Regions from separate parts of the Mus musculus genome. Here region 1 is linked to region 2. A link is a loop called in an ENCODE intact Hi-C map of the cell type or tissue named here. Cell type or tissue: left cerebral cortex. All regions are shown on one strand. Each heading gives the region's core, and the rest is flanking DNA. Links, peaks and the distances in the headings are about the cores only. Region 1 overlaps Gdpd4 (glycerophosphodiester phosphodiesterase domain containing 4). Region 2 overlaps Pak1 (p21 (RAC1) activated kinase 1).

The links. Hi-C counts contacts between places; a loop is a spot of excess contacts. Peaks named below come from ENCODE experiments on the same cell type or tissue, not always from the same donor. Only the 100,000 strongest peaks of a DNase experiment are listed, where the experiment ranks them.
Region 1: a loop joins it to region 2, with 2.1 times the contacts of the local background. A loop is called at or near these places in 2 of 42 quality-filtered maps.

Annotation. Positions count from the first base shown.
Region 1 is chr7:97,967,174-97,983,301 of GRCm38, reverse strand. It overlaps Gdpd4 (glycerophosphodiester phosphodiesterase domain containing 4), which reads right to left. Exons shown (of 18, transcript NM_177696.3): 5 at 14,049-14,108; 6 at 11,281-11,379; 7 at 11,117-11,210; 8 at 10,275-10,352; 9 at 9,261-9,406; 10 at 8,839-8,921; 11 at 329-479. Among named protein-coding and RNA genes, the nearest start is that of Gdpd4, 55 kb to the right of the region's middle. In left cerebral cortex, for the core only: no CTCF peak of the experiment used is centred there; a DNase peak (open chromatin) is centred at 9,683; H3K27ac peaks cover 916 bases.
Region 2 is chr7:97,901,800-97,917,927 of GRCm38, reverse strand. It overlaps Pak1 (p21 (RAC1) activated kinase 1), which reads right to left. Exons shown (of 15, transcript NM_011035.2): 12 at 14,192-14,291; 13 at 13,094-13,290; 14 at 9,983-10,120; 15 at 5,547-6,832. The coding sequence ends at 6,746. Among named protein-coding and RNA genes, the nearest start is that of Gdpd4, 10 kb to the left of the region's middle. In left cerebral cortex, for the core only: no CTCF peak of the experiment used is centred there; a DNase peak (open chromatin) is centred at 6,044; H3K27ac peaks cover 1,187 bases.

The DNA of each region.
Region 1 (16,128 bases), core at 8,363-10,862, 62 kb before region 2:
AAGAATTCAAAAATAAATGTTTCCAAGTCTGCTTTATGACAATTGTAAAATATTCTAAACAGCTAGGAAAGTGCCATGTGTGTTGCAAACATACTATCAAAGGATGTGAAATGCTTGGGTAGGACAAGCAGTAAGGGTTGAGTTTACAAGTGTATTATCAATCTTTCTAGTAAATGCTGACCCATGATACCCTGAAAATGTGACAGCCCTGCTACTAAGCTGGGAGAGACCCCATATGCTTTAATCAGTCTTTGCCTTTTACCTTTCTCTTTAGACACAGGAACCTGAACAGAGGGCTTCACACAAGTTCACAGAGCCAGAGTCCTACCTTTAAGAACCATTTGCCGGCATTCAGAGTTGACAGGAAAGTCCAGTTGAAGTTGGAAGTGTGGTTTCCAGCCGCTGATGGTAGAACCTCTTTGATGTTAGTTGTTCTAGTCAGGTCATAGTCATGCATGAGGAAAGGCACACTATCAAAACTGCAGACAGGAGGGGAAAGAGAGGGAGAAGTACAGAGGATAAACCTAGCTATCATGGCATACACGGCTCCCCAAAGCCCTTCAGGGTGGCAAGCCTTGCAAGGCCTTCTCACATTCCCTCCAATCTCAGCAAAGGACTAAATGCCAGTCAGATGCCACCATTTTCCTGCCCGGGAATCAATTATATATATATATATATAGTGTGTGTGTGTGTGTGTGTGTGTGTTTATACTGGTGGTGCTGGAAGAGTAGCTTCTTATTTAGAAGATTGCTGACATCAGGAATGACCTAAGGGTATAGTGAATGGGAGTGACTATGAGATAGGGTCCCCAGGACCATATTAGACATGTTTCTGTGTGAGTTTTCTGGATTTTTCTGAGCCTTTTCTCAGAGTAGCACCTGTTCCACATTGCACATTGACCTAAAACAAATTCCCGATTTCTCTACTTCCTAGTTGTTCTGTAGAATCCCTAACTTTATTACACTCTCTCTTTCTTTCTCATTAAAATAATCACCAAGAGAATATCTAAAATGGTCATGAGGTATTGAGAGGCTGTTTAGCTTGTCACAGCTATAAAACAGGACAAAATAAAGGGAGTAACTATTAGTCAAAGGACAGCTGGGACTGCAGTATTCTACTTCTGATAAGAGGGAAGCAATTAACTAATCTGTAACATTACACAAGCTACATTCCTGATATTAGTAGAGTTTTGTACAAGAAGGGTGAGCCCAAAGGGACCTAGCCTTCTTGCTGCAATGAGAAGAAAGAGATCAGAGTAGGAAAAGAAAATTGCAATGTATTGAAGAGTCCCATAGAGGATGGAGCTATGCCAAAACAAAGAATAGCTCCTGAGCAGTGCACACAGAGATCTTAAGTCTTACAAAGTGTCAGTCGGCACACAGGAAACTTTTTGGAGCTTAGCAAGAACAACTTTCGGGCTGGTGGCACAGCTCAGTGGAAAAGGTATTCACTGCCCAGCCTGCCAACCTAAGTTCAATCCCCACAACCCATATGGTAGACGGAGAAAACCGGCTGTCCTCTGACCTCTAGATGTGTGTCCATGCACATGCATACATAAACATGCAAGTAAATAAATGCAATAGAAACTTTAGACAAACAACTTTCAAGAAAAGAAAAATTATCAGAATCCCCCAAATGGCAGAACTCACATGAGGTGTGAGTCAGTCGATTCCATTCAACAAGAGAGGAGAGACCTCAGTAATTGCATGGGTATTCGTTACAGATTCGAGAAAGACATACCTTAGAAATGAAGATAACTTAGACCTAGAACAGTGTACATCCACTTAAGTACCTCCATAAGAGTGCTTAAGACCTCTTCAGAGGATCAAACTAGTTAGAAGTACTTCTACTTCATCGACCTGCTAGAAAAAGCCCAACATTCTTTAGGGAAACAACAAAAGTAGCCCCCATCCATGTAAAATTACAATGTCTAGCATGTAATAAAAACTTTGAGATGTAAAGATCCAAGAATATGTCCATATATGCCAGTGAGCTTCTTTGACAGAGACAAACTAAAAAATAACAGTGGATAGGATTAGACAAGGACACTAGATAGTATGGAATAATATTATAAATTTGCAACTAACATGCAAAGTAAACATGAATATAAAATATTTCTGTAGAGCCAACTTTGGTGGGATAAAACATGCAGGAGGTTGAAGCAGGTGATGTCTAGTTTAAACCTTGTCTACAGGTAGTGTGTGTGTGTGTGTTATAAGAAGAAATTGAAATTCTGGTGATGAAAACTATAGTAATTAGATAAAAATCCTGCTGGATAAAATTTACAACTATGGTTGGAGAGTGGCCCAGTTGGTAAAGTACTTGCTATGCAAGCATGAGAACCTAAGTTAAGATCCTAGCACCCACATAAAACCTGGACACAGCACACATTTGTAACTCCAGCACTAGGAAGTAGAGACAGGTAGATCTTGAGGGCTCCCTGGCCATCCATTCTAATCTAGATAATGAGATCCAAGTTCAATGAGAGATTCTGTGTGAGGCAGGGGTGCAAAGAATGAGAGAGAAAGGTATGCCAATGCCAACTTCTGCTCTCTACATGTGCCCACACATATGAACACTTCTATTACTGCCACACACAAATATGTAACAGGTCATTCAAAGAGCAGGGGATTTGAAAATGGAGCAATACACTGAAACACAGAACCCAGAAGCTCTGGCCCTCAAAGCCAGGAATGGCTTATCATTCAGCTCCCGAGTTCTAGGAATAAAACATGAGCCACCACACCTGGCTATCCATGCTATTTTTATTACCATAGCATAGTAATAGATTTTGAAGATCCATAGTATAATTCCTTCTAGTTTGTTCTTTTTCCTCCAAACTGTTGTTTATGGTTTTTTAGTAGTCTCATACAATTTTAAAACTCTTTTTTCTAGGTCTGTGAAAACTGTCATTGATCTGTTGACAAGGATCACACAAATCCATAGAGTCCTTTGGGTACTATGGATGTTTTAATAGCACAGAGTCTCCCATTTCACAAATCTAGGACATGTTTATGTTTTGTGTGTCTTTCCATTTCTTCACCAATGTTCTATAGGTTTTAGGGGACTGAGATCTTTTATCTTTTCAAACATATTCCCAAGTGTTATATTGCTTTGCATCTAGTATAAATGAAAATGTTTTCTTGATTTTGTTTGTTTGTTTGTTTGAGAGAGGGTCTTACTATGTAGTGCAAGGTGACCTTGAACTCATGATTCTCCTACCTCTGCCTTTCAAGGCTGGGATTTTAAGTATGTATTACCATGCCCAGATCTTGATGTCACATTTCTTTTGTGTGTGTGTGAGTGTGTGTATGTGTGTGTGCGCACAAGTAAGTCATCCCATGCATTCATGTGTGGATGGCAGAGGTTGGTGTCAGGTATCTTCCTCTATCTCTTTCCATCTTACTCATTGAAATAGGGTCTCTTACAAAAACCTGGAGATCACCAACTAGCAAGACCTGCTAGCACATGGGAACCTTCCTATCTCTGTTCCCTCAGCATTGGGGATACAAATGTGTGATACCATGTCTAGCTTTTATTTGGGTGCTGGAAATTAGAGCTTTGGTCTTCATGCTTACACAACAAACACTTTACCTATTCCAGCCCCCACCTCTTGATTTCTACCTATCTTGATTTCTATCTCTTGATAACTGACCACTTACTAGCCATAGCAATGCTACTATTGATTGAGTGTGGTGCTAGGAACCCCACAATTGGACCTAGGACCTCACAAATACAAACTCTCAGTATTACAGATTTCTGTGTGCTGAGTTTGTATTTTGCAATTTTGTGGAAGAAAGGAAGGTAGTTAGAAAAAATACATAATATGCTTTCTATTTTTAAAAATGTGTTAAGATTTGTTTTATGTCTTATCATATGATTTATGATTTATCTTAAATGTTGTTGTGTTGAATGTGTTGTTAAGAAGAATCTATGTTCTGAAGCTATTTGATATCATGTTCTATAGATGTCTGTTGGGAACATTTGGTGTTGAGCACAACTTAACTCTGTCATTTCTTTATTGACTCTCTCTGGATTATCATCCATTGTTGGTAATGCAAACTAGAATTCTTACTATTATGGTATTGGTGTCTATATATACCTTTAGGCCTATTAATATTTGTCTTATTATTTGGGCTGGTCCTCCGACATCAGTCAATTATTAGTTGAGGAAATGCCCTACAGACTGGCCTCCAGGCCAATCCTATGAAAATGATTTCTCAATTAAATCCCATCTTCCAAGTTATGTCTAGGTTTATGTCAAGTTGTGGCAACCCAACTTTCACAAAGACAAATGCTAGTATCTCCATTTTTTCTGCTTTCTGGCTCAGGATAAAGTAGCCAGCTCTACTGTGTTCTCCCTGTCATCATGGATGGAATCCCCCCATAACAGTGAGTCCCAAACCAAATCTTTCCTTCTCCAGGCCACTTGGGCCAGGTATTGGTCTCAGTGATGAGGAAAGCAACTAATACATTCACATTGGCTGTGATCAAAGTGGTTCCGTGGAGAACCTTTAACTCCTAGAACTCACATGCACCTCTCCTGGTCCACAACGATATGTCTGTCTGTCTTAGGTACTCAGGGAACACTTGTTGTGATCGTTGTGTGGCTCCAGAAAGACCACACCAGACCAAACAGTTCCACTTGAGGTTTATTGAGAGAGAAAAGGGCAAGGTGGCAGCAGAAAGGGAAGGGGGAAAGAAAGAGGGAGATCAGAGGGGTCTTCCTTTTAAATATAGATATTGACGTAGCCACAGGTAATGATGGGAGGTGAGTCAAGTGGATTCTGGGAATACGATGGCTGTTGCCTTGGCAAAGGGTGTGTGGGTCACGCTGTTGCCTAGATGTGATGTCAGGGGTCCTGATACCAACACTTATTACTTTGAGGATATCCTTTTTGCCTTTTGAAAGTTTGACATCGTCATGCTTTGGGGCAGGTTTTGTTGAGTGATTAGTGACCTCTGACTTTCCTGTCCCTGGATATTTGTTTCCTCCTGAGGATTTGGAAGTTTCCATTTTCATCACTAACTTTCTGACGAGTTGCATATCCACGTGGAATTACTAAATCCCTCTTGAAACCCAACAGATTGAATCTTTGCTCTTCTAATTCTACTCTAAAGCTGTTCAAGTATTCTTCATGCTTTATATTCTTTTTTCTCTCCAATTATGGTTTCAAATAGCCTGTTTCTGAGTTCATTACTTCTTTCCTGTATTGGTCTCTTCTATCTCCTAGATTTTTAATGACTTACTGTGTCATTTCAGCTCAACTAAGCTTTATTTTTAAAAAATGCTTCCATTGCTGTCAAGTTTCTCTGAGTACTGAATCATTCTGTTTTCTTTTGAAGGTCATCAAGTTTCTTTAAAACGTCTTAAGTTCACTATCAAAGACTATACTAGTTACCATTTGTTCACCTCCTGGTACCTTATTTCAACTGTCAGGTGAGGTTATAGTTCCATGAACATCCCTGATGCTTATTAGTGTGTGATGTAGTTGCTTCAGTTTTTGTACTCTGGCTTTGTGCTTACTTTTCTAGAAAGTCTATGCAGGCTATGTGTTTTCTGTTGGTCTATAGTAATTTCTGCAGCCATGTGTGCTGGAGTCACTGCAGGAGCACTGCCACTGTTTCAGCACTAGAGGGTGGTCCAAGCCCACGCTTACTTCAAATCCCCAGATGCTAATTTGCTCATGGAGTGAACTAGAGAAGTATCTAAACCTCTGCAGAGAGTTATATTAGTCTGAACAATTTCACCCACAGTCACCAGGAGGTATTTAGACACTGAAGACTCTGCCCTCTCTGGATATAAGTACCATGGAGGGACCAGCCCCAGGCCTCTATGCCATTCTAATATAGGGCCACCAAAACTGCAACACTGTCACACTCACAGCAGACAGACTGTCAAGAATTGAATTCTACACTGTTGTTGACTGCCTACTGCTAACTCATAGCCAGAGTCTGCTGCAATCAGTCACAGGTGGCACTGGGAAGGAAAAAAAAAAACCAATAAACCAGGGCTGTTGTAGAGGGCCTTTCCACAGATAGGCCTGAGGACAGGGACTGTTAGGGTTCTGACCAGTGTGAGGTTTCATACATCCAGTATTAATCTCCAAGGCAAAGTCCTATGCTTGTTACCACATCCTCTCCACAGCATAGTCTTGCTATCCAAGTTGGGATAGTGTTAATGTACTCCATCCCAACTTACGATCCAGCCTTGGTGGCTCACCTCTGGTAGTACAGCTTTCTCTGCCCCGTACTTGCAGATGGACCCCTCTACATCTGCCCTGTCACCAGTGACGTGTACTCAAAAGCTAATAAGTCATAACTGAGTTTTCCATTAGGACCTGCAAAGCTTCAGGGGTATATCCAGGCTCGCACTACAGCTGCTGGTGAATCAAGCCAGAAGACAAATGTATCCCACTGGGATATAGATCTAGGGAAATTCTAAAATCTCCATCTCTGAGGACTAGCCGAGGAATACCTGTGCTGCCCAAGGCTTGGCAACAGGTAGCACAGGAAGTCTTTAAGCTGCCAAGGCTGATGCACTTGAATCTCACAGGGCCCTGCATGGGCTGGGTGTTTGGGAGTGGGAGTGAACAAGCCCAACCCAAGGCTGATAATGGACTGGGCCAAAACTTGAGTCTGTCCGGATTCTGAGGTCTCTCTGACTGAGGCTCAAGCATACCTAGAGGCTCTGTCTAAGACCTCAGCAGGATGGGTGTTTAGTTTCTACCTGACGCAGGTCTTCTCCAAAGTAGGCAAAGTCCTGTGGTAGCTTTTGTGCTTTGCTCCCAGAAAGTAGAATCTTGCTTTCTTCTCTGCTAGTCAACATTGGGAGAGAGGTGGTAGAGGTAATCCGGTAGCTAGTTAACACAATTCTAGTAGTTCAGTAGTCATGAGTGTTGGTCTGAGGACAGGGTCTACAGGCACCTGACAGGCCTGACGTTGGATTTGAGGTCTAAGTCCTGTACTTGATTCTCTCCTCCCATCACTCCCTCTTCTCTCTCCATGCTTCTGAGAATTGAAGGAAGGCTGATTGGCAATTCTTTTCTTCCTGCTTCTTCAATAAATCCTTCCTTATTATTTTACTAAAACCAGGCAGTATGGTCCCTTCCCTGGCTTTCTTGGCTCTTGTAAATGAATAGCTGTTCAAAAGGGTATGTCTATGGTAAGATTATCATTAGAGGATTTGAATCAGATTTGCCATCTTGCTCTCTCCTAAGACATTCAGATAGATGAGTAATGCTAGTACTACTCATATTTTCCTAATATCTAATGAAGTTGAAAAGATGTGCACTTATGAACTTGTTACCTGTATATCTTCTAGTATAAAATATCTATACATGGCTTTTTGCTAATTTGCTAAGTGGTTCACTTATTTTTAATAATACTTTACACTACTGTAATGTTTTTTTTTCATTTTAATCTTTGAATTTATTTTCTAGAATTTCTTACATGAGTACTATATTTACATAATTTCCACTACTTTCTGTCCCTGCTCCAACTCCTGTTGTATGCCCTCATTCATGACCTCTACTTCTATAAACATTATTGACATATATAAAAATAAACAAACTAAGTCTATTTGGTGTTGGTCATATATGCATGTGTTTAGGGACCACCTAGGGTTGGGTGACCTATCAAAAAGCTTGTCCCTGGAGAAAACAGATTCTCCCACTCTCAGTGACCATTGATTACCTATAGATAGGTGGGGCCCAAACGCTTCAGAAAGTAAACAAATGAAGTTATAATTACTGAAATATAAAATAGGACTAAGAAGACAAATAGCAAAAAGGCAATAAATTGATGGTTATCAACACACACTTTTTAATAATAACTTTAAATATTAATGGCCTTAATTCTCCAATCAAAAGATCAAAAGTTAGATGAACAGATGGAAAAACAAAATCCATATTTTTGTTATCTATAAGGAACTCTTTTTGTCTTCAAGAACAGGTATCATCTTAGAGGTTACCTTCCAAGGGAAAGTCACATTCTCTCAAATGTGACAACCTGATTTTGATCTCTGGGGTCCACATGATGGAAAGGAAGAACCAACTCCATCCTATGGCCTCGGTTACTACACACCATGGCACACATGTATACATGCTTAAGCAAACAAACAAATACAAAGAAACAAATCAACAACAACAACAAAAATCAATAAGCCACCTAGCCTCTGACACCCTGACTTTCCACTACACATTTATGGGTCTCTGTGACTTGTTTATTGCTCATTAATATACCTTCAAATAGGTTGATGCTTTTGTCTGGAATGACTTCATCTCTGGTTAGTAGAATATTTTCCTTTAAGGTTAACCCACACATAACTTTGAGCATATAGATGATTTCTTTCACAGAATAGGAAGTATCCTTCTCCTTCACTGAGGCTCCCTTGCACTTGATTTAGTCTTCTCTGAAAGGCTTGTTATCACAAATGGCCTTGTTCTGTGCTCACCTGTAACTATGCCACATCTCCTTCACCCCAGGAAGGTACAGATGACTGTATCTCACTCAACTGCGTCTCCTGAACACTCAGAAGGCAGCCTAGAATATAGCAGATATCTAGGGAATGTTAATGAGTAAGTCCTGAGTTTGGGTTAGTGGTTTACACTGGAAAACCACTTGAATTGCATGTGGTTTGTGAGCTTTTGGTAAAGAAGACAGAGGTAAAGGAATATATTTTATAAGGGAGACATGGTTAATATATATGGCATGTGCAAATATGCTATTCAAACATGGAGGAAACTCTTCAAGGCTTATTCTCTTTACACCTTGAGCCAACTGGTCCTATCCCCTGACATTGGACAAATCCCCTCTTCCACTCTACCCTAGTCCTACCTTAAGTATATATCTGTCTCCAGGCCAGAAACATCTAATTCAACAGCCTTCTCAAAGGACATCATGGTATTCTCTGGCGCCAACTATGGAAGAAAGGGGACATTAATCCCTATGCCTTAGAGTCGTTCCTCCCAACATTTCTTTTGTGGTAGGCATAGAGCCTGGGAATGAAAGGGCTTTGAAAAGCAGAGCTTGGTTCCCTGTGCTCTCTTGTCAAAGAGGCCAAACACTGGGCACTGTAAAGAGAAGCTGACCAGGAGTTAGATGACCTCAGTTCAAATACAACATATACAAGTCTTTATTCTTGTTATGCCAAGATTCCTTTTCCTCTCCAGGGTTGCTGATGTTTCTGAGGTTCCCTCCTCTCATCCACAGTACCATACCCACTTACCTTCGTCCAAGCTCAATATTCTCAGACCTACCATGGGTGCACCTCTATGTCCAAAGAGGGTGGGCTTAGGCCCTAAATTCTCCTTCTTCAGAATACAGGGAGAATAAATCCCCAGTGGCATCAAATAAAGGCATAAAAGAATGATCAGGAAGGACAGTCCAGCAGCTATTTGTAGAGCTGAAAAAGTTGGAAGCAGAGACAAGTGGGTAAAAAGGAAGAGGGATGGAGAGCCATTTCAAAAAGCTAACTTCCCAAGGCAGCAGCCAGGCCATGATTTGCTTTTCTATTTCTATTACATCCTCTTTCAGGGGGTTAGATATACATACACAGGATTGTTCAGATATAAGACTTTTTTCAGGGCTGGGTATTGAATCCAGACCACATATTTGCCAGGCAAGTGCTCTACCACTGACCTACATTTCAGACAAAGAAATTATTATTAAGGCAATATTGCTGGAACTTGAAAGTAAAAATGGAAAAACAGTACAGAAGGTGGGTGGGAGGAAGGGAAAGGAGGCTGCACGAGGGAGGGGAGGGAAGAGAAGGAAGGAAATATTAGAAACAGCATCTCAGAAGAGGAGCTTGGCTGGCTCTGAAAGAGCCCTGATGGCTGCAAAGATCATCTCAAGAGACTTTCTAACTTAGGGCGGAGCAGTGTAGTGGGAAAGGTACCAAGTGGCAGGAATGTGGGTATAAGCTCTATCACCTCTTATGGTAACTGAGGATACATGATGTAACTTCTCTGGGTCTTCACCTTTTTTCTGTAAATTAGGTCTGTCTGGCAGCTAACACTGCTCACAGAGGTGGTGCAACAGTGCTGGCTTATCATAGTTGATAAATACTAGTCTTGTTTCTTCCTTCTTTCTCTTCTTCCCACACCTCCACCCATACCAGCTCCCATACCACAAGCTATCTTTAATTTCTATTATCAACTGCTTCCCAACACCTTCTGTTTTAGACCTCTGAAGATTCCCGCCCACTTGTACGTTGTTTAAATTACTACCTATGCGTCAGTGACTTTCAAATTGAGATCACCATCTCTAACCTCTTAACCTTTGGAATACATTACACCTCTCCTGTATTTCTTGCTCGTAATCTGCCATCCTGTATCTTCTTACTTTAACTAAAATAGAGAAAATAGTTTATTGATGTTCACTTTAAGTTCCTGCCCTAGAAATATTTTCTAAAATGTACTACAATCACCACACACACACACACACACACACACACACACACACACACACCAGCACCAATATTAAGCCAACCCTTCACGTGCCTGCAACCTCCCACAAGCTAGGAAGCAAGTGTCCTTTACTTAACCAATAGTAAAAAGAGGGATGGAGAAAGAAGACCCCCACTGTTTTGCATTTGCAAAGCAGTTCAGCATTCAGAGCTCATTGTCCTGTTTCCACTATCATTGCAAAAGAATAGAGAAGAATCCAGCTGCAGTGGCAGCCATTCTTGACTCTTTAAGTTGCTGGGTAGAACAGGGACTCACAGAGGACTTCTCTGGGTTGCCTGATAGAACCAGCGCTCTCAGGACATAGTATTAATTGAAACCAGTGACGTTTGTGACAGGCTACGTCTTATAAGTAGCATTCAGGTCAAAGCAGAATTAAGATGCCCTCTGCTGTCCCCATTGCCCCAGATAAATGGTGTGCATTAACATAGAGGGAAAAAGATGTTTTTCTAAAAGAATCCTTCTCAGAAGAAGGCTAACTTAGTTATAGAAATACTATGATAGGCTACAGAGGTTGGTAAGTGATACCATAGGAAAAAAATGCCTTCATAATATGCTAAAGAAATTTCAAAAAGGTACATGGGTAGCTAGCTATCATTTCTGTTTCTTTGAGTGGTATGTGCAATGTTCCACCTCACATCATGTACCTTCTGATTCCAAGCGGGCCACACAGATGGATAGAGGCCAGGAAATTATAATCATCACAGTTATAAGGCTCAGGTGCACGAAGGGAGCAAAGATCTGGGGAAAAGCCAAAAGTCAGACTAGCCACATATGGACATTGGGCTGAGAACTATAGAGCGATGCTTACCTGCAGTGACAGTCCAGCTATCAGCCACTTGTCCTTCCAGAAATGGCTTAAAACAGCAAGTAAGAAGGAGCACAGGACAATGACTAGGCAAATGAAGACCTGGGGAAAGAGATGGGTGTTTGTTTTGTTTTGTTTTTACTTCCAGACACCAGATTTGAATCAGAACTGTCCTTGTGAATTGCATATGATTAGTTATACTGCCTTAGGCCCTGTCTTTTCTATCTAGTTACCTTGTGAGTCCTCAGTGTTAGGTGGCTCCAATAACTCACTTTCATCGTTCTTAAGTCTTTGCTGTATAGCGTGACTAGAAGGAATTACATAATTGTGTGGCTGGATGCTTCTACCAATCTAGTATCTCCATCCTTAAGCCAGGCCAGTTTCAATGATTTTCATCCTTAGCCACCCACTCAATTTCAATAACAGTTATTACAAACCTTTTCCTCCTCTTTGACTTAAAAAATAAAGAAGTGCAAGCAAAGCTCTCAAATACATAAACTTAAAGTAACCAGCCTATTAGCAAACTAAATGCATTTAGCAGTTGAACTGGCGAATTTACCTCTTATTCAACACCAAGCTTTACAGATGAATTAAAGGATGGAAGCAATCATAGGGTACAAATAAAATATTTTCTCTTGGGGAAATCTGATCATGTAAAACACAGCTACTCGGGAGAGCTTTCTTTACTCGTCCACATTTGTCAAGCATTCTGATTTTGAGCTTAGAACATGAGGTGCGTTTTGAGCCAAATATATAGAAATGCTGCCTTACAGAAGAAGCCGTTTTGTGTACATAGCATCCTTATCTATCACTCTATTAATTATACAGCTCCAGCAAGTCCTTTTCCATCATTTAAAAAAAAACTGTAATTCCAGGCTTATTTAAAATAAAAGCAACCAAGATATATTAGGTCTATCTTGTTAGAAAATTTCAGAGGCATCCCATTATTACTAGCTAACTGATACCTTAGGGTTTTTATAAGGAAGTCAAGTTATTAGCATGTTTACAAGGACTTTGACTCATCACTGCGATCTAAAAGCACTCTCTGGGCTTTCCTGGGTAATCTAGAGAGTCTAGACCTGCTGCTAATCCTATGCCTTCTGAGTTATTCTGGAAAAGGATAAAAGTAGACTTGCAAGCCCTAAAGAATCCCCCTTGCCAATAAAATCAGACTCAATAGGTCTTGTTCTTGCTAGTTTGAAGGCCTAACCAAAGTAATTACCTTCCAAGGGAAAGTCACATTCTCTCAAAACCCCCTCCACCACTTCTCACTACCACAGATTCATAACTGCAGTTAGATCCAGAAACACTTCAGGGCAAGAAGGTTTGAAAAACAATGGCAAAATTTTATCAACTTGATGGACAAAAATCCCATTGAAGATGTATAGGAACTAATTCTAAGGATGATGCCAGACAAGAAGAAAACATAATTTTATAAACCAGTCTAACTTTACTAATAGGAACATATATCAGAGATTTTCACTTTGGGATACCAGAATTTAAGATTTAAGCAGCACTTTGTTCTCTGAAACTGATTCAATAATCATTACATGTATCCAAACAAGGTAAGGTAAAAAAAAAAAGTTTGCTAAAACTTATGACTTAATTGGATACTAGCATTCCCACTTTAGAAACTAACAAAACAATTTCTTGCTGGTTGTGAATGAAGAGGGGAAGGCGATTCGTGGCTAGAATTTAGCTTAGAGCACATGCCTCATCTGCTCCTGGCTGAAGATAATAGCTGTACTTAATAAAAGTGGGACACCAGCAATGTCTCGGTTGAAGATTTGTTGAAAGGGGGCTGATGGAATAAGTTTCTTGTGTCCAATGTCTAAAATGGATAGTATTAGCACTAAGGCCTTTTCTTTTCTTTTTGATATATATTCTTCTCATGCAACAGTTATGGCTTCAATTTCCATATATTTTAATAATCTTTAAGTTAGACTTCCAATTTGAATTTCTCATTTAAGTAAGAAGAGATTTAAGGATGCCACTCAAAAGACTTGATGTGTTCCCAGATTTGGAGAAACATAAGCACGCGGTCACAACCGTGCTTGAGGAGGTCTATTAAAAAAAAAAAAAAAAAGGAAGAACATGCCACTTGAGCTGATGCCACTTGAGCTGATCTATCAATGGCAGGACAAAGTTAGAAACTCCATGTTGCAAGTGTGCTATTGGTACACAGAGGGTGGAATGAGGTTGCCTGGTCTCTGAGGACCAGGTACAAACTGATTGAGAGAAGCCATGGTGGTATCGTTTTAAAAGGATTCAGTTAAGGAAAGGTCACTCAGATCTTAAAGAAGTTTCAGAGGAAGCAGGCACTAACCCAAGGAAAATGTCATTGTGAAAAGAGCCACTGCCCTCTCCCTCATGACAGGCAGAGGCTGAGTCAAGTCCAAATAGAGGACATAGAATGTTTTAGAAGTAGAAGTTTAGAAAGTTGGGGATGGGGTTACTACTGTGAACCACAATTTTACTGACTTAAATGAGAATGCTATTGTGATGGAAAGAAACGGCAAAAGTAAGAAATGTGCCTACGATTTCACTGGGGCAGAAAGAGCAAAGCTGGGGAATATGACATGAACCAGTGGGAGAAAGAAAGAAAAAGGTGGTATCGACTCAGCAAGCTTGGCAAGTCAGTTCCTATTTCAGGAGTTTAGGTATTTCAGTTAAACAGCACAAAAAGAGGGCCAGATGCACACGGAGCATGGAGCGCTGGGCAGCCCCCGCCATCCTGTCTGTGGACTCCCGTGAGGACCACGCTGTCTTACCTTATGAGAAGTGTGCAAGTTTAGTTCAATCCTTTCCCAGAGCAACAGAAACCCAAGCAACTGCAAAGCAAAGGAGGCGAGGTGATTATTTCCAGCTTACTAAAGTCAAACCCAGAACAGCCCAGTGGCTCAGGAGCCTCTCAGGATGGGCACCACCTTTGCTTCGTGGGGCTACCCTTTATTCTCTCTTGCCATGGTACTTCTCGTCCCTTTTAGGCTCATCTTCCCCATGCCACTGACCCTTGAAGCCAGTTCAAATGTCACTTCCTGTCCGTAGCTTCTATTAGCATCCTAGGAAGAATTCATTATTCTTTCCTCTGGGATCTCACAGCCATTATCACTGATGCTTCCTGAATTTCTGCACACCATTTTCTCTGTGATGGACTTCATGCCTGATAGTGCTTAGATTCACTAACAAGAGAGTTTCCGAGCCAACTCTCCCAAGGGTCATTTAAAAGCTCTTTCCAGGACTGGTATTGATGATGTTGATTGTCATTACAGTTGGAATATGCTCAATACACTTTAAATCGTAGTCTAAATCTAGCCAGTCTCCAAGTCAGTATGAACACAGAAACTGCAAACCTGAGTCCTCATATGTTAGCATACGCGTGTACAAAGCACTTACCTTTTACTACAATAATTTGGTGTACACGATTTTATTTATTTTTACTCGGCCCTATAAAAATACCATTTTATTAAACATCATTCTCATTTAAAGAGCAACCAAAGCTTAGGAGAGTTTGGTCAAGTTATAGTAACCTTGACCAAAATTACTACTCAATAACCGTTGTTCTTCACTGCTGGGGATCAAACCCGGGCCTTGCACAGTGCACAGCACTCTCTCCACTGAGCTTCACACTGAGCTCTCAAAGCAAGCGCCCTAATGAAGGGGGGGGGGGGTGAAGCCAGGCCTCTCTCCTTCCTCACCATTGTCCAAGAGATGTAGGCTAAGGAGTCTGTTGAAATCGACACTAATATTCTCATGCTGGAAGCTAATAATCCTATTTCCCCACTGATTGTATATAAGCGAGGTTCAAGTCAGTGGCCCAGAATTTAGCTTAGAGCATACATTACATCTGCATCTTTCTCACTGAAAAGAAAGATTCTACCTTCACATCACAACTTCTAGAAAGATATTCTGAAAATAGAAACCCATGTTTGCCCAGTACCTTACTCTTACTTTCAAAGCCTTTCAAAATCTATCACACATTGTGTCTCCCCATTATTCTACACTATTCTTTTCCTAACAAAATATCAAATTTATTTAAACTCTTATTACTCTCTCAAATATATTTTCTCAGCTCACAATGTTCCTTCCCATTTCAATTCCCATATGTCCAAAACCATTATCTGTTCAAGAGTCCACTCCAATGCTGCTACGTTTTGGGGTGTGTGTGTGTGTGTGTGTGTGTGTGTGTGTGTGTGTGTGTATTTGGTGTGGATGTTTGCACATGTGGTCATGTATATGCATACATTTACACAAGTATATGGACCACTTTTATCTTTGGATGAACGGTCTTTCACAGAACCTGAAGTTCATTGCTACCTAGTCAATGAGCTTCAAGAACTTCCCTGCCTCTGCCCTGCCCCAACTGCAGCCCTGGCTCTGACTCTGGAGACCCTTTACTGACTATGCTATCTCCCAGCCCTCCAGTGCTACCTCTTTTATCAAGTTTTATTTGATGTTCTTTGCTAGAAACTCTCTCTTCCCTCTTAGAAGCCTTGACAAGTTTCATGTGGCTATTTCTAATGATAATTACAAAATTCCATCAGAAACAGTTACATTTTTCTGTGACTTGGTTGTCTAAGAGATTCTAAACAATGAATGAAGAAACAGCCGTAACTTTATCTCATTCTGATCTGTGAAGATTAATTTTCCTTGTCAATGTGATTGGATTTAGAACCACCCTGGAACTACTTCTGCATGTTTGTATGAGATTTTTAACAGAAAGATCTGACGTAGGAAGGGAGACTCACTCTGAATATGGACAGCAGCATTCCCTGGGCGGAGGCCTTAGGCTGAGTAAACAGGACAAAGCGAGCGGCGGGAGAATATGGATCTCCCTTGGCTTCCTGGCCA
Region 2 (16,128 bases), core at 4,731-7,230:
GCTAGGAATTGAACCTGAGTACTCTAAAGGGCAGTCAGTGCTCTTAACCAGTGAGTCATCTCTTCAGCCTCTTTGGTAAGTCTTGATATGAGGCTCAGCTTAGGAAAATCTTGTTCATTGCTATGCCTTTGTCAGCAGACTCTAAATAACGTCTATCTCCTTCCAAATAAATCTTTTGTTACTGCATTAGCCACACTGGTGTTAATTACTTATTTTGTTTGCTGAAGTTTTGTAATGTAACTCCTACTGGCTAGACCACTATAGTGGTTTCAATGAGAATGGCCTTCATAGGCTCATACGTTTGAGTATTGGTTCCAGTAGGTAGAACTGTTTGGGAAGGATTAAGAGGCATGGCCTTGTTGGAGTCACTTGTATCACTGTGGGTAGGCTTTGAGGTTTCAAAAGCCCATCTATTTCCAGTAGCTATCTATGGCTTAAAATGTAAGCTCTCAGCTACTACTCTAGTGCCATGACTGCACCCCTCCCCCAATGTATGCCATGATGGTCGTGAACTCATCCCCTGAAACCGTTCTCTAAATTGCTTTGACCAAGGTGTTCTCATGGCCAGAGAAAAATAACTAAGACAAATGCATCTGCTCATCTTTTTATTACCAGTGCCAATTGAAGCTCTAGGCAAGAGTCAGTTAATGGTTGTTTATAGAAGTACTTGGAGGCTACAGACCCACCAACCCTTCAAATGCATACAGTGGCCACATCTTTTCTGACTACACTGAATTCCCTTGAGTATGCCTTCCAGTTGCATGGTGTCAAGTGCATGGAGTGATGATTGTGTAGATGAAGAAACGAAGCTCAAGCTTTGAAGTATTTACCCTTTCTTTGCAATTAGATTCTGAAACCCTAAGCTGCTGGCACCCTCTGAGATTTGGTAGCAGTCAAAGGGTTAGTCTTTTGTGATAGGCAGACTTTTTCAAATTTTCATTCTGATTGCTTGTTGAGAGCCCCCCACCCCCCGCCCCCACCACCACCACTGTCATGTATCAGGAGACACTGAAGTAAGCTGTAGTTCTTGGTGTCTTGGATGTGAGCCAAATCTGTGGTCAAGCAAGACAAACAAAATTAAAGCATTCAAAACAGGCTAAAAAGAATATGCAAGAACTGATCATGTCAGTAAGTTGTGTCTTTCATTCAAAGAATGCATGTATTTAACAAGTTTCTGTGTGAGGCTGTTAGAAATCAGTAGTGAAAGCTAACTTGGGATTGAGGTTTCTTAAAACCACAGGCTCACACTGATAATTAGGAGATAATTTATTTTATAGTTTCTTTTTACTCCATCAGTATGCCAAGACTTTAGACCTACAACAGCTTCTGTTGCATTTGGTCTCCTTAGAGTTATTTCTTTCAACTGAAAGTTGTGCTTATCTTAACAAGTTGGAGTATTGATCTGCCTAGCCTCAGCACTCTCAGTGCTTAGGCTAGACCTATATACAACCACATCGTTCTTAGAAATGTCTTGAGGGGGACGAACCAACCTGGGAGAATGAGCTGCTGTGGAATACGTTTGTACGTTGTGAAAGCATACAGTTTTGTCGGTATAGTATTCCTCTAGTTCAACTGTGCTTTGCCATAGATAATCAGTTCTTGGACCCTATCTGATCCTAGACAGAAAGTAAGAGTGACAAACTCCAATAAGATTGTATTAAAGTAAAGCCAGGCGTGGTGGTGCATGCCTTTAATCCCAGCACTCGGGAGGCAGAGGCAGGCAGATTTCTGAGTTCGAGGCCAGCCTGGTCTACAAAGTGAGTTCCAGGACAGCCAGGGCTACACAGAGAAACCCTGTTGTGAAAAGCCAAAAAGAAAACAAAACAAAAAAAAAAAAGATTGTGTTAAAGAAACTGTTTTGTTTTGTTTTGTTTTTTGAGGGAGTTGTTTGCACGCATGGAAGTCAGAGGATAACTTTTGGAAGTGGGCTGTCTCTTTCCAACATGTGAATGTCAGGGACAGACTCAAGCACATCCACTCACTGAGCCATCTCACCGGTTTTGGAGACACTGTGTCTGTTTGTTTTAATTCTTTCAAAATTAAAAACTGAAAGCCTGTCATTAGTTTCTTTAAAATTCTAGCTTCTTTAGAAACTTAGGTCAACAATTTTTATAAGAAAACTTGAGGTAAAAACCTTTTCTGGGCCGGGCGTGGTGGCACACGCCTTTAATCCCAGCACTTGGGAGGCAGAGGCAGGCAGACCTCTGAGTTCGAGGCCAGCCTGGTCTACAGAGTGAGTTCCAGGACAGCCAGGGCTATACAGAGAAACCCTGTCTCGAAAAACAAAAAACCAAAACTTTTCTGATGATCAGTGTTACATCATTTTTTCATCTTTTGTTCTTTATTTGTGTACTTATTTTGACAATATTTGAAACTAGTTTTAACTCAAGGGGCCTTGCACATGCTAAGTATGAGCCTGAACACTATTTTTTTTTTTTGACAAATTCTGCTAAACACACACACACACACACACACACACACACACACACACACACACACACACACACACGAGTGTTTGGTGTTTTTTGTTAACTATCAGGCCTATTTCAAACACTTGGGAGACATAATCACAAACATGCAGGCATCAACACACATTTAAGCATCTGCAGTGATAGAGGTTCCCCTTAGCTTAGAGATTTCTCAGCCAAATAAATGTTGGTAATTTAAAAACTGTAGCCAGCCCCTAAGTTCTCTGCAGTTTGATGTTGAGTACAGTAGTTCTCCAAACCAATTATAATACAGATAAACTTTATTATCCTAAGAGCAGTTTCACTAACTCAGTGCTTGGCCTTAAGAATGAGTGAAGGTCAAAGGTTGGCATCTATCTAAATCAACAGAAGGAGAGCACTGACATGAAGAAAGGGATATACTTTTGAGTACATATGCCACCTATCTTGTGCCAGCTTCTGATTTCTTTTTCTTGGCAGCATGCTGAGGCTTGGTGCCAGACCCTCAACAACTATCCAGCAGCAATGCATCAAGCCCAAAACTTGGATGAAGCTTTCGTTAAGTGCTTTATTTGCTAAATATGCATAGTGTTTCTGTCTGACAAGTGACCCTTCTTTTTTTTTTTTCTTTTTTTTTTCTTTTGGTTTTTTGAGACAGGGTTTCTCTGTGTAGCCCTGACTGACCTGGAACTCATTTGTAGACCAGGCTGGCCTCAAACTCAGAAATCCCCCTGCCTCCCGAGTGCTGGGATTAAAGGCGTGCACCACCATGCCCAGCTCCGTGATCCTTCTTAAAAGAAAAAAAAACCTCTTGTATTACTCTTGGATTTCTTTTATTGTGTGTGTGTGTGTGTGTGTGTGTGTGTGTGCATCGAACTCACATAGGCAGGCTTCATAAATGCCTTTATCTCCTGAGCATCTTAGTGACATCCAAATCTTTTATTTTTATGTGTATGTCTGTGTGAGTGTATGCCATGTCTGCGGGTGCCTATAGACACCAAGAGGGAATCAGATCCTGGTACTGGGGACCAAAGTTAGCTCTTCTGCAAGAGCCCAGAATTGCTGAGCCATCTCTCCAGCCCTGCCCCATTTCCCTTTGCTTTTAACACAACCCTAGTTAAAAAAAAAAAAAAAAATTGAACTCCAAGTCTAGAAGAGATATGAAATACTGCTAGGTATTTTATCACTTAGCAACTTACCAAGAAGAGAAGCTCAGTTTTGTTTTTCTGCCTTTTTAACCGTCTGGACAAGCACCTTTGACCATATACAATTTGTTATTTTGGTCTAGTTTTTGAAACAAAATAACACAGTGCAGCCCATGTTATTTTTCTGCATCTATCTCCCAAAGATGGAGATTACAGACCTTTTCACTGCCATGACCAGCAGATACAAGTTTTTACCAATGTTTAAGTGATTGTTGATTTTATGATTAGAAAGTAGTTTTGATTGAAATGTTAAAGTATAACTTAGACTCCTAGATATAGATTATTATGTAAGGCTCCTATTTTAGTGCCAGTGAGAGTCAGAGTTAGCATAAAGTTTCCTGACAAACCAGGTCACTTCAAGCATTACAAAATAGGTCTGCATTTGCCATGTTCCAGGGATTGTACCAAATGCCTCACATGAACTATTTTATTCCCTCAGGAACTTAGAGGTAGATACTATTATTATTATACCTACTTTGCAGATCTGGAAGCTGACGTTCAGATATTTAAGTAGTTTATCCAAGGACATACTTATTGTGGGTGAGCGGAAATGAAACAATTGATTTCAGCTACCATTATGCTACTTGTTTCTTCTAGATCAGCAGTTCTCAACCTGTTGGTAGAGACTCCTTTGGGGGTCAAAGGACCCTTTCAACCTAAGACCATCAGAAAATACAGATATTTACATTACTATTCATAACAGTAGCAAAATTAGTTATAAAGTAGCAACAAAAATAATTGTATGGTTGGGGTCACCACAACAGAAGGAACTAACTTTCAAGAGTCCTAGCATTAGGAAGGTTGAGAACGCTGCTCTAGATGGTTACCCTCCAATGTCAGAAATTAATTCTAACACCAGTGAGCCTGGGAAAGAACTCCAAGGCCCTCATGAATGGCAGCCCAGGACACTTAGACTGCACACTGAGGAGATACCCCTGAGCAGAGCAATCTCAGATGCCAAGACTTTAGACCTACAACAGCTGCTGTTGCATTTGGTATCCTTAGAGTTCTCTCTTTCAACTTAATGTTGAATCTGTGCTTATCTTAACAAGTTGGAGTATTGATCTGCCCTATATACAACCACATCGTTCTTAGAAGCAATCTTGAGGGGGACGAACCAACTTGGGAGGAGGAGCTGCTGTGGAATGTATTTGTATATTGTGAGAGCATAGCTGCATATTTCGCCTAGTGTAGCAGTGGTTACCACTGGGAGTTGGGGCCGGCGTAAGGGAAATGCAAGATGAAGACTGTTCTAGACTATTACATGTATTCCGTTTCTTATATGGGCACTAAATACATGTGTATTTATAATTGATCTTTAAATGACACACACTTTTTTGTTTTGTTTTTGCTAAGTTCTTTTAATGTATATCTAAACTAAAAATGTTTTTTAGAAAGTGTGGTTTCAATACGAATGGCTCCCAGGACTCACAAATACCTGTCCATAGGGAGTGGTAGTATTAGGATGTGGGACTTTGTTGGAAGAAGTATTACCAGGAGTGGCCTCTGAAGTCTAAGAAGCTCAAGTCAGGCCAGTGTGACAGTCTCCTGTTGCTTGTGGATCAAGATGTAGAACTCTCAGCTCCTTCTCTAGCACCATGTCTGCCTGCAGGCTACCATGTTTCCTGCCATGACAATAATAGACTAAACCTCTGAAATGTAAGCCAACCTCAATTAAATGCTTTCCATTGTAAGATGTGCCATGGTCATGGTGTCTCTTCACATCAATAAATCTCTAATTAAGACAAAAACAAAAGACTACAGACGGACATCTATAATGGTAAGGGGCATCCAACTGCAACTTACTTTCAAACAGTTTATGAAGAATCATGAGTAGTACTTCATGAGAAAGGGAAAAACAAAAAAGAGAGGGGGAAAAAAGACACACTTCCTGTAGAATATTTTCATCTCCTTTTATTGAAGGAAATAGAAACTTGTGCTGCTGAGGCAGTAGGACCTCTGAGCATGACAAGGTAGGCAATGGGGCTGGCATGACAAGCCACAATGCTGGCCAAGCATCCTACCACAGCAGGAGAACCAAAACCATGAGGAGGGCAGGAGGTAGCAAACACCCGCAATACGCGTCCATTTGCAGAGAGTAAGCATGTCCACTTGCAGAGAGCTTGGTCATGCACTTAAAAACAGGGTCCCCTTATTACTAGTAGCACATCATCTCGGATTTAGAGACCTTCTCTTTCGACTGAAATAGTTAAGCTACCAGAAGATCTGAGTCCCAGGTAGAAACAGAGGCTGAGATCTTGAAATATCACACAAGTATAGCCGGACAGGTGCTGAAGCCAGCCATGTGCTAAAAGTAGCTGCACTTTCCCTCTGACTTCTCACACTTCTCTTACTCAGCATGTGCTCTAGGAAATCTCTCAATGCTATAAATAAGGACAGAATGCAAGCAGCAGCCTAGGGGATGCAGGGAATCAAAAGCTGCTACATAGCTAAGACCATTTCACTAGAAATAGCACAGGGAACACTACTGGGTCATGGTTCTCCAAAACAGCTGCTAGAAGCACACACAAAGAAAAACATGGTCGTTCTCCCATGTCAGGATCAGCTGCACCAAGGGCATGGTTCGGGAAACAGAGCCTCTTCCTGTCCCTGGCAGATTATCAGGCCCCGTGGCATTTCAAAGCTGTTATGGTTTTCAAATACAATGAGGTGTTCAGGCAATTTAGTCACAGAAATAAAAAAGTAAAGCAATTTCAACTGATCTCAAATCGATAATGCTATCAAACCAAAAGTTTATATAGTTAAGAACTGATTGTGAGGGGTAAGGAATGGGATGGCTGAGATTCTGTTTCGTAGAAACAGGTTTATTCGGGTAAACCCTTGCTCATCAGTTCCCTCCATGCCCACAAACTGGAAGGGAATTCCTATTTAGAAATGGCCTCTGCTGGATTACTCGTCCAGTTGCAATTCTCTTCAGTGCTAGACAGTTTCCAAGGATCAAAGTCTTGGGAGCACTAGATCAGGAAATGGGAGAAGCAAGGAAAGGAGAAGAGGACATGAGGGGTCGGAGTTCCTGAAACAAGTGTTTATTTCATAGAAGGCTTGGCACATGAGGCTGGGATGAGCGTGGTTTCAGTGATTGTTCTTGGTTGCCTCTTTTGCTGCAGCAATCAGTGGAGTCAGGCTAGAGAGGGGCTTGGCAATCTTCAGGAACTGATGCTAGAAGAAGAAAAAACCAAATGAGTTGAGTGTTTGCCATTCTTACATAGCAGCTATTACCAGACAGTAAGGGCCTCAGTGACAGATCATCCTTGAATTGACTTGTTTATTTATCCTTTTGTGTGTGTGTGGGGGGGGTGCATCCATGCCATGATGTGCATGTGTGTGTAGGTCCATTTGCAAGAAGGAATTCTTTTCACGACTACAGGTACAGGAAAATTGTCCTCAAGTTGTCAGACTTGGCAGCAGGTGCTCATACCCAGTAAGTTATCTCATTGACCAAGTATACAAGTTTTATTTGTAAGTCATTAACTGTAAGAAAAAAAAAAGCTCAAAAAATTAATAGTTCCATAGTCATATGCCATTATATAGAATATTAGCACAGTAACTAACACACTGAAAGCACAATGGATCCACAGACATTTTGAGTGAAAGAAGTAAGACAAGAAGTTCATTTTACATGGTTTTGTTTGTTCCTGGGTAAAATTCACCTCTGGCAACAACAGAGTAACTATTCTTTCTGGAGAAGACACCTATCTTTCGTCTTAAACTCCAGCCCTCGACCTGTTAGCTGGAACTATAAGCATGCACCATATGTGGCTAAGAATCTTTTGTTCACTCTTTGACTCCAGCAAGGCGAAGTATTCCAGTAAGGACTTTAAGGTCCTTTACAATGTTACATTGTAATGTACTTTGAGCCATACTTCCAATTTAAAAAATTATTTAAGAGAAAAATATCATATGAAAATGTTATAGGAAATAATTTTTTATGTAACTCAGAGTCTCTTACTTAAACTGGTGGATTGTTTTGGGGGTTTGATTTTTGTTTTTTACATTTATCTTGAAGATATAGATTCTTTCTTCCATTTGATAATAAAGATCAGAGCTAAATTTCCTTGTCTGAGCAAATGTGAGGTTTGTAATTACTTAACACATCTCATTCTTTTATCATTCTTATAATTCCTATAGTTAGCATTATTATGTATGTGTACAGACACTCACATGGAGATATATACAGAGACACTCTTTGCTGAAAGTTGATTCAAGTTTCATTGGGACAGAGTGAGGATACACAGAGGAACTGAGAACTATGGATGATCATGGATAAAGCTTAAATATATGAATTCCAATATCTCTTCCTATATCTTTCTATCCATATGTTCTCACAGGAGAAGCAGATATGAAACTTCATGATTAAAGTTTCTGAAAAGTCTAGGATTTGAACGTTTACCAGATAACACTGACAAGTTAAGGAGATTGGGAAAAATCTTCATTAACCCCACATCCAATAGAGGGCTAATATCCAAAATATATAAAGAACTCAAGAAGCTATCTCCAAAAAACCAAACAACCCAATCAAAAAATGGGGTATAGAGCTAAACAGAGAATTCACAACAGAGGAATCTCGAATGGCCGAGAAACACTTAAAGAAATGTTCAAAATCCTTAGTGATTAGGGAAATGCAAATCAAAACAACCCTGAGATTCCACCTTACACCAATCAGAATGGCTAAGATAAAAAACTCAGATAACAGCACATGTTGGCGAGGATGTTGAGAAAGAGGAACACTCCTCCATTGCTGGTGGGATAACTGGTACAACTACTCTGGAAATCAATCAGGAGGTTCCTCAGAAAATTGGAAATAGATCTACTTGAAGACCCAGTTATACCACTCTTGGTCATATACCCAAAAGATGTCCCACCATGCCACAGGAGCACATGTTCATAGTGGCCTTATTTGTGATAGCCAGAAGCTGGAAACAACCCAGATGATCCACAATGGAAGAAGAGACACAGAAAATGTGGTTCATTTTCACAATGGAATACTACTCAGCAATTAAGTATTAAGAAGGACATCATGAGTTTTGCAGGCAAATGGACAGAATGAGAAAATATCATCCTGAGTGAAGTAACTCAGACCCAAAAGGACATGCATGGTATGTACTCACTAATAAGTGGATATTTGCCAAAAAAGTACAGAATACCAGGATACAATCCACCGAACTCAAGGAGGTTAACAAGGGGAAGGGCCCAAGTGAGGATGCCTCAATCCTACTTGGGAGAAGAAGAAAGCAATCACAGGGGGTGGGGGTGGGGCGACACAGAGGGAGGGGAGGAACCTGGGTGGAAAAAGGGACAAGGAGGGAAAAGGGGAAACATGATCGGGTATTGGGGGTGGGGGGAGACAGGACTAAAGCCCTGAGGGCCAGCAGAAAGAATGTAAACAGGCAATCCCAGGAGGTAGGAGGTGGGGGGTACCCTCTAGAATGCACCAGAGACCTGGGAGGTGAGAGAGACTCTTAGGACTCAAAGGATGGAACTTCAGATGAAATGCCCTACAGTGGGAAGAGGGAACTAGTAGAATCTACTCCCAGTAGAAAGACAGGACATCAAGTGGAGGGATGGTGTTGCTATCCCACAGTCAAAAATTCTGACCCAGAATTGTTCCTGTCTGAAAGAACAGCAGGGACAAAAATGGAGAAGAGCCTGAGGGAAAGGAGGTCCAGCGACAGGCCCAATTTGGGATCCAGCTCAAGAGGAGGCTCCAAGGCCTGATTACAGTATTACTGATGCTATGGTGTGCTTACAAACAGAAGCCTATCATGACTGCCCTCCAAGAGGCACACCAAGCAGCTGAGTCAGATTCGGATATTTATGCCCAATCAATGGACAGAAGCTGAGAACCCTTGTGGTTGAATTAGGAAATAACTGAAAGAAGCTGAGAAGGGCGACCCCCAATAGGAAGACCAGCAGTATCTATTAACCTGGACCCACAGAGAGCTCTCACACACTGAGCCACCAACCAGGAAGCATACAGCAGGTGATATGAGGCCCCAGACACATATACAGCAGAGGACTGCAGGGTCTAGACTCAGTCAGAGAAGATGCACCTAACCCTCAAGAGATTTGAGGCCCCAGTGAGTGGGGAGGTCTGGTGGGGTGGGGACGGGGACATCCTCTTGGAGACCAGGGACTTGGGGGAGGGGGATATAGGGTGAGGAACAGAGGGCAGACTTGGCAAAGCCCAAGAGTGACAGGGAGCTAGAAATACAAAGTGAAATGGTAGGAAAGAAGCCTAAAATCAGCAAACGCAGACAAAAATGAGATGAAAAGGTTTGGGTAGGCACCTCCCTGCAGAAGGACAGTTACCTGCAGCAGCTCTTTAGCTGAGCCTCTCTTCTCCACATCCATCTCAAGACAGCGGTTCAGGAAGTCCCGGAAAATAGCTGACAACTTCTCTGGGTTCTGAAGCTCTGGCGTCCCATTGGTAGCAATGAGGTACAAGGCCTAGCAATACAAATGAAGAGTCACGTGGTGCTCTCCCTGAGGTTCTTTCTGTTACTATCGAGACACGTTCTCTAAAATACAGCCAGCTTCTGTGTGCTCTGACACACAGCTCTGATCAGCGGGGATGTCCTGAAGAGAACATACTAACCTAATCAGGCTTGACATTCACAGTCATATGACTGTATATATGCACCTAACATATAACTTCTTTGCTATATAATGCTTTATATAGCCACAAAAATGTCTTTAGCGTGCATTTGGAAAGCACTTTGTAAACGTATGAGGTGTTACAAACCTAAGGGTTTATTCTTCACTTAGCACGGCAAGGTAAACGTCCCTTTGTTTAGTTGTTGGCAGAAATGTGCTGCTGAGGCTTCCACCCAAGAGGAAAAAGCCATGCTTGGCGAGACAGCAACGGTTTCGCTGCTGCTTCCCTGCTCTAATATGAAGCAGCTCTTGGGAGAAGAAAAACAGTAATAGTAAACCTTCATAAACACTAAGCTCTTTAATTACAAAGCTCGCTCTCGCTCTCTCTCCCCATCTCTCACTCTTGTTTGTTTGCTTTGTTTTTCAGGACAGGGTTTCTCTGTATAGCCCTCGCTGGCCTTGAACATAGGAGATTTGCCTGCCTCTGACTTCTAGTGCTGGGATTAAAGGTGTGCACTACCACACCCAGCTACACTCATTTTAAGTGACCACAGTAACTCAGAGGTGGGGCAAAATGGTTATTCCCATTTCACATGTAAGGCTCTCCAGCCGTTGCATTCACTGTTCTGAGTGCACGTGCTGACTCTAATTCAGTTTTATTTCCACCACACCACACTGATTACCTTCATATCTGAGGCAGAGGAGGTTGTGTTACATGTGGAGTGAGAGAGCAAAGCTGGGACAATAAAGTCGAAACTAGAGAAGAAAGTTTCCTTTTGAGACAATGAAGCACTTTCCAGCAACTGGAACTATCCAAGGGTGATCTGAGCATGTAGTTAAGCGTAGATATTCTTACAGGGGAATTCCTGCACTAGATAGGAAGATGAACTAAGTGAGAAAGTAAAAACAAAGTAACTTCCTATTCCTATTTGTCCACAATCGAAGTCACCGCCTTCCTTGCATCTTTATTGTATACTCTATTTCTTCTCCCATTACCACCAATTCCCTTCCACTAGCTAACACACAGCCTTTAGCTGACCCTTTTCAACTCTACAAGAGACTGCTGGGCAGTGGTGGTGCACGTCTTTAATCCCAGCACTTGGGAGGCAGAGGCAGACGGATTTCTGAGTTCGAGGCCAGCCTGGTCTACAGAGAGAGCTCCAGGACAGCCAGGGCTATACAGAAACCCTGTTTTGAAGAAAAACAAAACACAAAAACAAAAACAAAGAAAGAGAGAGACTGCTCCATTTCCCTGTCACCCTTCGTAACAAAACTCATGTAAGAGGAGAAAACACTTGTAAATGCCATCTCAGTTTTCTCCTTTTCTGCTCTTATGGGTTTTACTCAAGTTAGGCATGTGTTCCCATCAATCTACTAACTGGCCATGAAGGCCTTGCTGGAGGCAGAGTTTCAGAGCTCTCGGTTTTGTTTGCCCTACTTCCAGTTTGTTCTCTGGCTCACATGTATTTCAAGATAGAAGCTCTCAGCATCCAGTTCCTGCTAACATACTTGCCACTTCCTTATTATCATGAACTCTTATCCCCTTGGAAACATAAGCATACATTCCTTTCTCCTGTAACTTGCCTCGGTCCCAGTACTTTCATCACAGCAGACCAAACAGAGAAGTAACAAAGGACAACTGAACTTGTCAGCACTGCGTGCCGTGGTGACTGCTGATTCCACTTCTTTACTATTCAGGGCATCCTGGCAGCTCTTCCCAAGTCTACTTCTCACCTGTATTCTGACCCAAGCAACCACTCTTGTCTGAACTATCCTGTTAGTCTCTCATTGTCTATTTCCTAAAGAAGCAGCCTAACCATTCATTCATTTCAAGTACAGACTGGATCCTCTTATTATCTAGCTGAAAATCCTTTCTAATGATGCAAAATAAAAGCCAAGTTCTCACACTGGCCCACAAGACTTAGTGGCTGGCCCTTTCTTATTGCTGACTCTGGCTACCAGTCTACTTTCTCCTCTCTCCTTTTTGGGAAATAATAGCCTCCGATGATTTTTCCAGGCAAAAACCAAATGGGATTCTTGATACCTGTAAACACTTGCATGAAACTAAATCTCATGGCTTACTCCTTTAACTCCTTCATGTTTCTGCTGAAATAACTAATAAAAGAAAACGTTCCTCTAAATAAAGCCTTCCCTATCACTCTGTCAATTGCTCTTATTCTACATTTTTTTTCTCCATAGCAGTTACCATCTGCTACTCTAGAATCACTTGGTATTATCAGAACAATTTTTTTTTTTTTTTTGGTTTGGTTTTTCGAGACAGGGTTTCTCTGTATAGCCTTGGCTGTCCTGGAACTCACTTTGTAGACCAGGCTGGCCTCGAACTCAGAAATCCGCCTGCCTCTGCCTCCCAAGTGCTGGGATTAAAGGCATGCGCCACCACACCCGGCTCATTTATATTTTAAATTCAACAGTATCTGTTGAATGCATGTTATATATACTTATTTATTTAGTGTATACACATGTATTTAGTGTGGGCACATGTGTACCATATATCTCATATGGGAATCAAAGGGCAGGTTGTGATAATTGGTTCTCTTTTCACCATGTATGTCCCTGGATTAAACTCAAGTCATCAGGCTTGGCAGGAAGAGCCTTAACTCACTGAGTCATCTTACCAGGTCCATATTTTTGCTTTTGAGACAAGTTTGTCTCAAAAACTGGCAATCTTCTTATCCCAGTCTTGTAAGTCTAGGAGTACAAGAATGTATAACTATGCCCGGGTATACAGAGAGAAGAGCCTGAGTACAATTTCCTAGGATTAGAGTCAGTTGCCCAAATACTTTGCAAGAAGATGAGAACACTTACTCTCAAAGGGTTTTCATTGAGGTATGGGGGCTCCCCCTCAATCATTTCAATTGCCATAATGCCCAGGGACCAGATGTCAACCTTGGGTCCATAGGCCTTGCGTGTCACAACTTCAGGTGCCATCCAATATGGAGTTCCCACCATGGTGCTCCTTTTGCTCTGCTCTGGAGTTATCTGTGCACAGAATCCAAAGTCAGCTAGAAAGGGGGAGAAGAAAGACACACTTAGGATACTCCATCAGTAAGTGCTGTGTCCTTACACATGGGCAGCAGGCTTTGTCTGCAATCTCTGTCTCACCAAAGCAGGACACACCTCACTGCTACTAGTCCACTGCTCATTCAACCATGAACAGTAGGAGAAATATTAAGAACAATATCTCTAGCCTCCTGCCTTTTCCTCAAACCAAATGGTTAAAAAACATTCCTATAACTCAGAGTCTTATAATTAACTCATTCCATTATCCTCTGGACAAAAGTCTCAGAATTAAAACCCAACCACCAACACGTAAGTATGGCCCTACTTTTAACAAGTCCTCACCCTGCACCAATAGTCCTCTCATAAACTGTTTACCCACTTATGGCATAGCCTCTGTCTCGGCAACTGCTTTCACTCCTTTGTACAAAAAACTACCTGTAGTTCATTCACACTATATTGAAGCTACACATTTATCTAAATTGATAGAGCCGATAGTGAAGACTATCTTCTCTGTACCCCAGAAGAGACTGGCATGTAAAACATTTGCTGAATAAATAACAGAATAAGTAAAGTTACATAAATCCGTTTTTCTAATTCATTACAAGTCTCTCATACTAGACAGAAAGCTTCTTGAAAGCTGGTAAAATGTACCCTCAGCGCCTATCAGAGAACCTCAGAAGTAGGCCTTCAGGAGGGAAGTGTTATAATGTGTAAAAGAATTGAAAAAATAGTGAAAAGACACTGTAAGACACAATATAATACAGAGAAATATATCTCATATTTTACAAAATACTTAAGTCTATTTAATGACTGTTATAGTTACTATTATTTAATTACCATCCCAAAAGAGATTTAGCCCCATGTGCAGAGTTAAGTGTTACCACTCCTAAGACTCCTACTTACTTAACTTGACAGAGCCATCCATTCCCAGCAGAATATTGTCACTCTTGATGTCCCTGTGAATGACTTGGTTTGAATGTAGAAACTCCAAAGCTTGTAGACACTGTTGAAGTAGTGGGCACAGAAGAAAGAGACTTATAATACACAAGACTAACAATGATTTAACCTCGTTATTTTAAGACAAAGGAAGTAAGGCCTCCAGAAATAAACAGACTTGCCCTATGTAAAGAGGCAAAGCCAGCTATATAACCAAATCTTCTTCTGACTCCTAACTGCGCATTTAAAATTCCATGAGGCAGGGTGGGGGTAAAGGAGAATGAAGAGAAGCCTCAGTGGCCATCCTGGGCAGTGGACAAACTGCCTCTTCCTTCACTTGAGGGGATCCTATGCCTTTGGTCTCCTTGGGCATCCACATACATGTGCACTTAACCCTCCACCTCAAATACACACACAAGTTAAATTTTAATTAATTAATTTAAAAACTGGATGCTGATTTTGTCTTATAATTTTCTTTAATCAGAAGTATTTTAACAATATATTTCTACGTCTAGGAAAGGAGACCCATGGAAGTGACTTTAGTAGACAATCTTTATTTTGGGGAAGGACGTCTGTATTGTTTGAGACACACTGAATTTGACATCGCTATGAAGCATGAAGACAAATGTTCATTGGGCACCTGAAATTATCTTAAGTTCTATACAGAGATATTTACAAAGACAGCTTTGTTTTCAAATGCTGAGAAGTGAGACCATGGCCTCACCAAGCATACATCTTTCACTGACCCACAGAGCCAGCACCGATAGACTTTTAAGTTTTAGTAATGATTACAATTGGTAAAGGACATGAGAAAAATCTTGAAAGAAAGAAAGAAGGAAGAAAGGGAGGGAGGGAGGGAGGGAGGGAGAGAGGGAGAGAGAGGAAACCATAAAAATCAAAATAAAACAAAACACCTATTGTGATGATTCCCCCAATACACACATACAAACTTAAACACTTATACTTATCCAACAGAATGAGTGCCAAACAGACTAATGTTACAATGGTATAATGAAAATGTCTGATTCTGGGCAAGTGAGATAGATGGCTTAGTGGGTAAAAGAGTTTGCCACCAAACGTTATGACCGGAGCAAGATTCCTGGAATCCACCTGGTAGAGTTGTCCTCTGACCTCCACATGCACACCATGGCATGAACACACCATATGCACACACACACACACACACACACACACACACACACACAAATGCAAAAGAACTTTTTAGTTAAAAGTAAGCAGTATCTTAAAAAAATTAGTAAGATTTATATAATTTAGTTTATGTGAAAGAGTTTTGCCAGCATGTGTGTATGTGTATCATACATATATGTACGTACGTGTTTGGTGCCCATGAAGGTCAGAAGAGGCATCACTTTAAATTTAAAGAATGATAATAGCACCTATTATATAATGTTTAAATTTTTGGCCATGTTTTTTCTGGCTTTGGCACAATACTTGGTCAAACTCAGGGCCTTATGTACACTACTCTTTTCTGCTGGTCTATACTCTCAAGCTCCCAAGTGCTTTTTTAAAAAAAAAAATCCATATCCTTTAATAGTCACTTTGAAAATAAGCTGAAAAACAGTGAACTATATATTTCAAGGGGATGAATTATATGGCATATGAACTGTGTCTCAGAAAGCAGTTTCAAAAGTGATAATGGTCTCTATTATATTTTAAGAATAACAATACCATTTATTTAAGTAGTTTCTTCCCAAGTTTTTTGTTGGTACAGTTTTGGGGATCAAACTAAGGGTTTCTGTCAAGATTTGATTCTATTTCCCTCACAGGGGTTGGGGTGTGGGAGCCGCTGTGGAGCATCTGTGGAGGTCAGAGGACAGCTCTGAGGCTTTGCTTCTCTGCTAGTGCTAACGTTCAGAGGATTGAAACCAAGTCACCAGGCTTGC